Regions from separate parts of the Homo sapiens genome. Here region 1 is linked to region 2. Evidence: chromatin contacts called from ENCODE Hi-C or POLR2A ChIA-PET data. All regions are on one chromosome and are shown on one strand. The core of a region is the stretch at or near the end of the contact, and the rest is flanking DNA. Distances in the headings are between cores, read along the strand shown. Region 1 has its middle 21 kb from the start of LINC02997. Region 2 has its middle 48 kb from the start of LINC02242.

Evidence for each region. Hi-C counts contacts between places; a loop is a spot of excess contacts on that map. ChIA-PET counts read pairs that join two places held with the same protein, here RNA polymerase II (POLR2A). Pooled maps may share reads with other maps.
Region 1: a map of ascending aorta shows a loop between it and region 2 (2.1-fold over the local background). The contact joins two enhancer-like sites. A Hi-C loop is called at or near these places in 2 of 168 maps with a recorded cell type or tissue (ascending aorta and gastrocnemius medialis), 2 of 37 single-sample maps with no recorded cell type and 2 of 50 pooled maps. POLR2A ChIA-PET finds 5 or more read pairs at or near these places in 2 of 52 experiments (CD4-positive, alpha-beta T cell and HepG2).

The regions. Positions count from the first base shown.
Region 1 is chr5:67,769,368-67,774,076 of GRCh38, reverse strand. No RefSeq gene overlaps it. Among named protein-coding and RNA genes, the nearest start is that of LINC02997, 21 kb to the left of the region's middle. Within about 2 kb of position 3,261, at least 4 of the 41 ENCODE cell types and tissues checked have a DNase peak (open chromatin) inside an H3K27ac peak, as active enhancers do; they include gastrocnemius medialis, where a contact is called at or near this core.
Region 2 is chr5:67,692,237-67,697,003 of GRCh38, reverse strand. No RefSeq gene overlaps it. Among named protein-coding and RNA genes, the nearest start is that of LINC02242, 48 kb to the right of the region's middle. Within about 2 kb of position 2,608, at least 14 of the 41 ENCODE cell types and tissues checked have a DNase peak (open chromatin) inside an H3K27ac peak, as active enhancers do; they include gastrocnemius medialis, where a contact is called at or near this core.

The DNA of each region.
Region 1 (4,709 bases), core at 2,012-4,511, 76 kb before region 2:
CTGTAGAAAGAGTACTTACTTATCTGATATTACATACCACTCCTTCTTTGTCTCTGTGTTAATAACTTAATAATCTTGGGTGCACTTCCTGGAGTCCATAGACAAGAGGTAATAATTTTTCTCCTCACCATTATTCCTTTTCTGTTTTGTAAACTTACCCAGTATAGTACAATGATCTTCAACACCAAAAATTAGTTGGCAACTAAGTTGTAAGTTATGAATAATCCCCCAGTTATTTCCTCTGGGTAGGTTCATTGATTAGGATGTATTTTTCTCTTTCAACCTTATCTTTTAAAGGTCTTGTGAAGTTTTACCTTACATTTATTGCCCAGCAGACTAGAAAGACAGGAGAGAAGTGGTGGCAAGAAGAGCTGAATGGAATCGTTGATTATAATTGACAAAGAACTGCAGTGTGTGTGCAGAAAACAAAGAGACCTTTGTGTTGGTGGGAAGCATGTGACCGGCCGCCCTAATTTGGTCAGAGCTGTTCCATTTGCTCATCTACTTCTCTGGATGTTCTTCAAGATTCTGATTGAACCTGGTCTTTTCCACAACCTTTCCCATTTTCCCTGAGTCATCTTAGGGGATAAGAGCAAGAGAAGACTCCTGTTAACAGCCATATGATTCACCCTTCAGGCCTTTCCCTCAATTTTCTAAAACATAGTCTTGAAATAGTTTTGATCATGGATTAAATCAGTACAACATATACCCCATTTGTAAGTTATCCTCATGTACTGCCTATTCTGATACTTTATGCTAATATATTATGTAACATAAAACACACAAAAATTAGATTTAAAAAGATGAAAAATGAATGCAAATAGCAATTTTCTTAGTATTTTTCCTCTGCACCCTAATGCATCACCTTGTATACCTCCAGGGTGTTTACACCCTATTTTGGAGGCTCTTACCAAAAGATACTTATGAGTTGACCAAAGACAAATACAGTCCAATCTGAGAAGCTGCATCCTCTTTTTGAGGTCATTTGGGATTGTGACAACCAGGCAGCTTCCTCATGTTTCTGGATACTGCTGGGAAGACTGTTCCAAAAGGTACCCAAAAGCAAATACCCAACCCCAGTGTTCTAGAGACCAAAAATCTAGTCCCAGCCCTATCATTAACCAGCTCTACAACTCTAAGAAACTCATTTAAACTCTCTGAATTTGTCATTGGTGAAACAAAAACAAAAACGAAAAAACTTTCTTGCCCATTTCACCTAATTGCTATAAATATCAAAGACGGCAAGGGATTTGCAAGAATTTCTAAAAGAATAACACAGAATACAACTATAAGGTAGTATTGTTATTATTTTTAAAGATAGTGGAAGGAAGGAATATCCTACCTGCTCCCCTGCCCTCTGCACTGTTCATTGCATCAACAAAACTAACTCAATGCAGACACCCTCCCTCTTGCCCTCCTGTACTGTGTAAATGATCACTGGTGAAAATTGAAGCTGTTTAGTTTTAGATTTTAGTGAATACTTTCCCAACTCTTCCTCCCAAGATTTTAGAATCATAAAAGGTAAGAGGAAGATAATAATTTTAGAGTTGAAGGTAGCTGAAAGATTATCCCAGCTAGTATTCTTATTTTGTGGATGAAAATATTGAAGCTGAGTGAATTTCAGAGAGGCTAAATGATTTCTCCAGGATCACACAGCTAGGAAAGGAGCCACATCAGACCCTGAGAGCCATATTGGAACCTATTTTGGAATCCTTTTTTTTTTTTTCCTACAATGCTGCTACGGTTCCTTTCCTTCTTTCCATGCTGACTGCCAGGGCTGCTTCACATCATTATGGTACTCTAGTCAATCATTTATAATTCCTCTTCAGCTGTGTTTCTCTCAGGAGCAAACTATGTCTGTATTCTCCATTGCAAAAGATTCTCTTCTTTTGCATCCATATCTTTAAGTCTTACAAGTCAATTCCATCCCCCTAAACTGTCTCCAATTCTTTCTTACTGTTATTCAACTCCTACTCTGATCACCTCGTTAGCTACCCGTGATGTTTCCTTGTCAGGAAAGGACTGTGGATTAGATGGCCAGAGGTGGCCATTTAACTTGTCACGGAAGGCGTCTGCCTCTTCCAGAGCACTGACAGCTGTTGTGTCAGTCACACAAGGTAAAATAACCTTCTCACAGAGTAAAAATAAAATGGTAAACATAACCTTCTTACACAAGTCTCACACCAAAAGTAGGCGTGAATATTTTGGAGAGAATTTAGAAACGGGTGATAGAGATGGCACAGGCAGAAGCTGGTTAGATGGATATGTGTCCCTCCCTTCCAGGGTTTTTGTTTCTAACCAGGAGGTTAGAAACCATCCTTTTTCTTCTTTTTTCCCTTTCTTCCTTTGGCACCAGCCACTCCCGACCTCCCAAATACCCACCCAAATCCATCTCAGATTTAATGTGAAATTATGTTCATGTTGTATTTTCAATGGTTCCTGTTTTCTTCTACCTAGATCACTTTTAGGTATTTAATGGTCAAATATTCTCTATGAGTAAGATAGATTAAATCTCAGGATCCATGCTTCTAATGGGGCAAAAGTGAATTACTGAACACATTTAATAAAATGTCTCAGAAGGAAGCCTTGGCCCAAGTCATCACTGTAAGATGAGTAGCCAGAGATCTGAAGCAAAGAGCTGGCAAGATTTTTTGTGATTTCCATTTATTCTTGGCTTTGTTTTTATCAAACGTCCACTTGGGGTGTAATAGGATCAGAATGCAAATAGATCACCAGCATGACTTTTGAGAACAAAGAAAAATTTATATATACTCTGTTACCAATTTGTCTTTTAGGAATATCTGGCCATTTAAATATTTATGTCACCCAGTTTGTACGTGGAAGAAAGGCCAGCATTTTCTAGTTTGTTTTTCCCCCACCTGAGTGTTATGTGGTACATCTGACACCAGAGCACCTACTGAGGCTCCTAGCATAGGGCAGGTGTTCCATAAATGATTACTAAGTTTAACTGACTTGTGTTCAAAACCCTGATAACTGCAGTCAAAAAGCTGAAACGTTTCTCTTTGTCTAAATGTTAATGTTAAACACAATGCGAGCTCAAGATAAAAAAAAAAAGTAGAAAATGGTGAGTTAGAGGAAGGGGAGATAGGACAGCAGACATCATGCTCTGAGAACTAGTCTAAAATGTCGCAAGAGGTGGATGGCATGAAAGGCCAGTGTTTCCTGGAATGTGTCATAAGACTCTGAAGATAAGAGATCTGCTAAATAGTCACTAAAGGGAAGTGAACCTTGAGCACAAAAGATGTAGGAGGTAGAGGGGTAAGCCCGGAGGTTGCTGCAGCCAGGAAGGAGCCTGGATTTGCCCCACCCATCACCTCCTCTGCCTTCACTCCCATTCTAGACCCCACACGTTGGCTCATGTTCAGTGCAGGTACAGGGTACAGGCTGAGTGCTTTCCAGGCTCACCCTGCCAGAGTTTACCAGGCAGAAAGGAGAAGCAGGGAATGACTCCTTGCTTCTCCACCTCTCACTCCACCCCTGCCAGAAATTTAAAATATTTGATGGCAAAGAAACAATCTTTCCAACTGCTGAACTCTGACACTGCGTACAACATTGTCCAAACACTTCTGCTGCTGGCCTTTGTTAGAGGTTTTTTGCTCTGAAGCCACACAGGTCCCTATGTATGTGTTTGGGCCAGAGGCAGGGGTGGGCAGTGAGCTTTAACCTTGAACCACATTTACTTTACTAATAAGAATTCTTTCTTTTTCTTTTCTTTGTTTCTTTTTTTTTTTTTTTTTTGAGACAGAGTCTTGCTCTTCACCCAGGCTGGAGTGCAGTGGTGCAATCTCAGCTCACTGTCTCAGCTCACTGCAACCTCTACTTCTCGGGTTCAAGTGATTCTTCTGCCTCAGGCTCCTGAGTAGCTGGGATGACAGCTGTGTACCACCATGCCCAGGCAATTTTTGTATTTTTAGTAAAGACGGGGTTTCGCCATGCTGGCCAGGCTGGTCTCAAACTCCTCAAGTGATCCACTTGCCTTGGTGATATGGATTGTCTGTGTCCCGGCCCAAACCTCATCTTGAATCGTAGCTCCCATAATTCCCACATGTTGTAGGAGGGACTCTGTGGGAGATAATTGAATCATGAGGGCAGTTTCTCCCATACTGTTCTTGTGGTAGTGAATAAGTCTCATGAGATCTGATGTTTTTATATGGGGTTTCCCCTTTCACTTAGCTCTCAATTCTATCTTGCCTGCTGCCATGTAAGACGTGCCTTTTACCTTCTGCCATGATTGTGAGGCATCCCCAGCCATATGGAGCTGTGAGTCTACTAAACCTCTTTTTCTTTTTAAATTACCCAGTCTCTGGTATGTCTTTATCAGCAGTATGAAAACGGACTAGTACACACAGCCTCTCAAAGTGCTGGGATTACAAGCGTGAGCCATCATGCCTGGCCAGAATTCTTAACTTCTGATGGTAACTAGGTTTACATTGGAGCACATGGTAATTAGTGAATTTTCTAAGATAGTGTATTTGGAAAAAAGATCAAACAAACAAAAACGAAAACTTATGTCAACATTTAAAACTAACCTTGAAGGCTACTTTAACATTATAAAAAGATTTCACAATAAAATAAGTGTTTTAAAACTTTCACAGATATATTTACAGGACACTGCCAGACACCTTTCTGCCTGCCTTAGTCGAATGCTTTTGCTTTTTGTTATTTTTCCATTGCATCAAGCTTCACAC
Region 2 (4,767 bases), core at 1,359-3,858:
TTATCTTCCAATCTCTCCTCAACCAACTCCAGTTCACATCTATAACCCCACCACACTACTGAATCTGCCTTCGTTAAGATCACCGTTCTTTCCCTGAAACACAAAGTGAATGGATTTAGTAAAAAAATAGTTAGGAGGCAGGAAAATTGAGAAGAATTAGAGCAATGTCACAGTGATAAGACTCTAGCAGAGAAAGATCAATGCCTCCAACATATTAAGAACTGAAAAGTGTCAAGGAGGGTTTATACCATATTTGAGAGCAAAATTCTAAGAAACATTGAGGCTTGGCTCTGACTTCTCAGATCCCAACTGCTTGCCTGTGTTTCTGATCACCATCTGCTCCCGATTCCCAGGGCCAAGCTCTACCACAGACCCTTGTGTCTTCAAGTTGGGCCCCCCAGTGCTATCCTGGCATGCCACCTGCTATCTGTTGCCAGGCCTTTTCAGATACTATATTCTGCCTGCTATACTGAACCTCTCTCCTGTATCTCAAATACATACATTTCCTTTCCTACCTTCTCTTGAGCAGTTCTAGTCCTAATTTCTGGATTCTTTAGTCTATATATCTTATAATAACTAATAAGGCTCTGGTCAGCCATGCCTTTCGATGGGACACTTACTAACCAACCCACTACTCTGTTACAGTATTTTTTAGGGTCTAGAAGATGACAAGCACTGGATTTTGAATTCATCCTCAAAAGGTCCTTGGCTCATTTTATATACTTTGTGATTGAGCCAGGTCAAACCCCAATAAATGCTGTGCCCCTCTAAGTAAGCACATGCTCTTGTATATTTACCAGAAGCAATTGAAGCAGTGAAGGAAGAAGTGATAGAAGTCACTGAAAACTTCACTATATAAAAAGTCTTTTTTATATCTTGAACTAGGAAAGGCTGGACTAAAGTTCTGCCAACAGCGAGGCTCACTCCATTAGTTATAACTCTTCTTCCTACTGCTTGGCAAATCAAGATATAAGAGTCCTTCTGGGGGAGCCACTTTTAACTCCTCTGGGGGAGTTGAAAAGCAAATATCATGTTAATCTTAAAAATCAGTTTCTCTATTTCATTATTTTTGAACCTACAATTCAATATATGTTCATTGAATTACAGAGTCTATTATTTATTTGAAGCTTGTTATGGGTTAAATTGTGTCCTTCCAAAATTCTTATGTTGAAATCCTAATCCCAAGTATCCCATAATGGGACCAAGTACCTCAGAATGGGAAATAGAGTCATTGCAGATGTAATTAATTAAGAGATGTAATTAATTAAGATACTGGAGTAAGATGGGTCCCTAATCCAGTATGACTGGTGTCCTTCTGAAAAAGCAAAATGTGGACATAGATACACACACAGAGAAATGTCATATGAAGAGAGAGGGCAGAGATGTAAAAGCCGAGGAACATTAAATATTGCCAGCAAACTGCCAGGAGAGAGGTTTGGAACAGATTTTCCTGCACAGCCCTCAGCAGGAACCAATCCCACTGACATCTTGATTTTGGGTTTCCAGTCTCCAGAACTGTGACACAATAAGTCTCTGTTGTTTAAGCCACCCAGTTTGTGGTTCTTATACTAGCCCTAGCAAACTAATACAAAGCCTGAGCAGACACAAATTATATTAGCCACAATAATTTAGCAATATTTTCAGTTTTGCATTAATGAAAGTACAGCCCAATTTGTCCACCCTTTGGAATTTTGCCAGCATAAACCCTCATCCCATCAAAATCATCACAAATTAGGAAGAGAAAACAAAGGGTGGGGGCAAAAGGGGTGTAAACACATGCTCATTTTTCTGAAGAGGCCGAAGGAGTGCTTCTTCATGTAGGCATATTTCCAAAGAGGCTGAAGAAAAAAATATGTATTCAAAAAGAACATTTACTCCTGTTGTTAAGTCAATGCCTCACAACATCACTACAGTATCAGACACGAAAATTAGGCCAGAATTATGCAGTTGAGTCTAATGCTGTCTGTTCAGGCTTCAGTGATAGACAAAAAGAAATAGTTGCATTTTGTATGGTAATTGGCTGGAGATGTGCAGTACGCATTTACAAACCATGTCAGGACATTTTTGCATATCAGAAAACAATCTAACACATTTCATGAGACACTTGTGCAGTCCATGAATTTTAATTATCTATGAAGCCTTGGACAAAGAGTACAATACGAAACACTTCAATAATAGCAATAATAAATAATCTTTATCTTGCCATTGTTGGTGTCAATCACAAAATTTCATCTTTATTAATATTACATCATTATTTTATGAGAATAATTACTACTTTGTAGTATGAGTAAAATATGTGCTTATGGAAATATGAGACAAGGGCTGTATATTTCTTCTATTCAGCTGACACAGTGGAATCCAATAAAATAGAGAATGGAATGAGACTGAGTATGAAAGAGAAACACCAATTTCTTGTTTGTTCTTTTCAAAGTTGTACAAAACCCAAAGGACAAACCAGCTCAAACAACAATCTCTCCAAACTTGATCTGGTAGTTTGCCTTCAAGGAACATGTACTGAATGAGACACTAGGTTCCACACAGCTGGCCAAGGACTTTGGAAATCATTGCTCCTATTTTTAACCCCACATTCTTGAGCTGCCCACCCCCACCCTACCCAATCACACAGCTCAAGATTCCTTCTGAGCAATTCGGACTGGACAGAGCAGCACGTGGTATCCACGCAGCCAGACCCTAGCCAGCCTCACTTCCAAAACCTGTCAGTTAAAACTAATTTAGGGGTGAATCACGGGACCTCTGCTCACCACCCAATCTGTTTAGGAACATTGCTCTGTCCTTTTAACAGCCAGAGCTGCAGGCAACATGTACTCTGTTATGAGAGGGTAAGGAGTGTTCAGCTCACTTAGAATCTGATTGGCAGAGCAGCCTTAATACTTTATAATAGTTCTTAGAAATGTTTACGGAACGCAGTGTTTTGCACTGCAGTATAAAGCACACTATGTGCAGCCATACCCTAACCAGTTGTAGATCTGCTTGGGCAGAGGAATCTGTTTTCCCAAGAAGGGCAGTCTCTCTCTTTACTCCAAGAACTATAGAAGAGGCATTGAATTTAAATTGAAACAAGAGAGACTTAAATCAGATTTAAAGAGTTTAGGCCACTAAACTATAAATTTTTTGAAAATTTTTTATTTATTTTAATTTAAACTCTGAGATACACGGGCAGAACGTACAGGTTTGTTACATAGGTATACATATGCCCTGGTGGTTTGCTGCACCTATGAACCCATCATCTAGGTTTTAAGCCCCACCTGGATTAGGTATTTGTCCTAATGCTCTCCCTCCCCTAGCCCCCCAACCCCCGACAGGACCCAGTGTGTGATGTTCCCCTCCCTGTGACCATGTGTTCTCACTGTTCATCTTCCACTTATGAGTGAGAACATGCAGTGTTTGGATTTCAGAGTCTCTTTGTGGAGTTTTAAACAGTGACAAAGAGATGTATCTTTCACCCATTTTGGAATACCTAAATTAGTGCATTTGAGAAGACAAAGAAAAAATATAAGACTAAATGGTAGTGTTTTGTAGTTTTATGACTCTATGTTCTTTTCTGTTGTTATGAAATTGCTGTTGCTCTTTGGAGGAAGAAATCAGTTTTTCTAACTCTTGATGAATAAATGCTTCACATCTCACCCACGCGCACTCTTCCTTTAGGTGGTTTTGCTGTTAATTCGCTTTAACTACCTCTTTCTTCTCTGTGTTTGGTCTTCTAAAACTGGTTCTGCATAATAAATCCTAATAGTCCTGTTGTGGATGAAGAACTAAATTTAAAAATGTAACTTCTCACCAAGATGTCCCTGAAAGTTAACAAGGAAACCTCTGCTCCTCCCAAAGTCAAGATAAAGCAAAGTCTTTGAAGGCCAAAAAGGCAGTGCAGAAAAGTATCCACAACCATACTCAAAAGATCCTCACACTACTCCACTTCTGGTGGCCCAAGACTCTGCAGCTTTTAAGGCAGCAAAATGTCCTTAGAAAAGTACCACCAGGAGAAGCAAGCTTGATCACTCTGCCATCATGTTCCACTTGAATCAGACAAGAATAGGGAAGACAATACATATGTGTTCATTTTAGATGTCAAAACCAACATGCACCAGTTCCAAAGGCTGTGAAGAAGCTTCATGACACTAACATGGCCAAGATCAACACACTGATCAGGCCTGATGAACAAAAAAAGGCTTGACTATGATGCTTTGGATGTTGCCAACAAAATTGGGATCATCGAAAGAACACTCAGATGGCTAATTTTAAATACAAAAATTTCAGATTTCTTTGTGATTCTGTGATTAGTTCAGCTTGACAAGAAGAAGAGAGAAAGGAAAATGGCATTTCTGTCCTCATGTTTCTCCTCTTTGTGCATCTAGATGATGAATGGTGGGTGAATGGGGGCAAAAGGTCTTGGTCAATAAAAGAAAATCTGAAAATCTTCCTGAGGCCATCTGTGTCTAGGTTTTAAATTCTTCGCTCGGTGGAAGAGATTTGATGATGAGAATTCAGAGATACAATCCTTTTCTTATCCTACCTATGTCAATAGCTCTTGATTCAAATGCTATTATTAAATTATTTTTTCATTCATTCAGCAAAGATTCATTGAGCACATATTATGTGCTAGCTTTCACTCTAGCTCCAGGGTTACAGCTCTGAAACACTTGACAAATGTTTCTACCTTCATAGACTTCACTTGTACTAAGAAGAGATGGACATTAGACAAGTAAATAAGTGGATTCAGTAGAATGTCAGATGGCTGAAAATGTTATG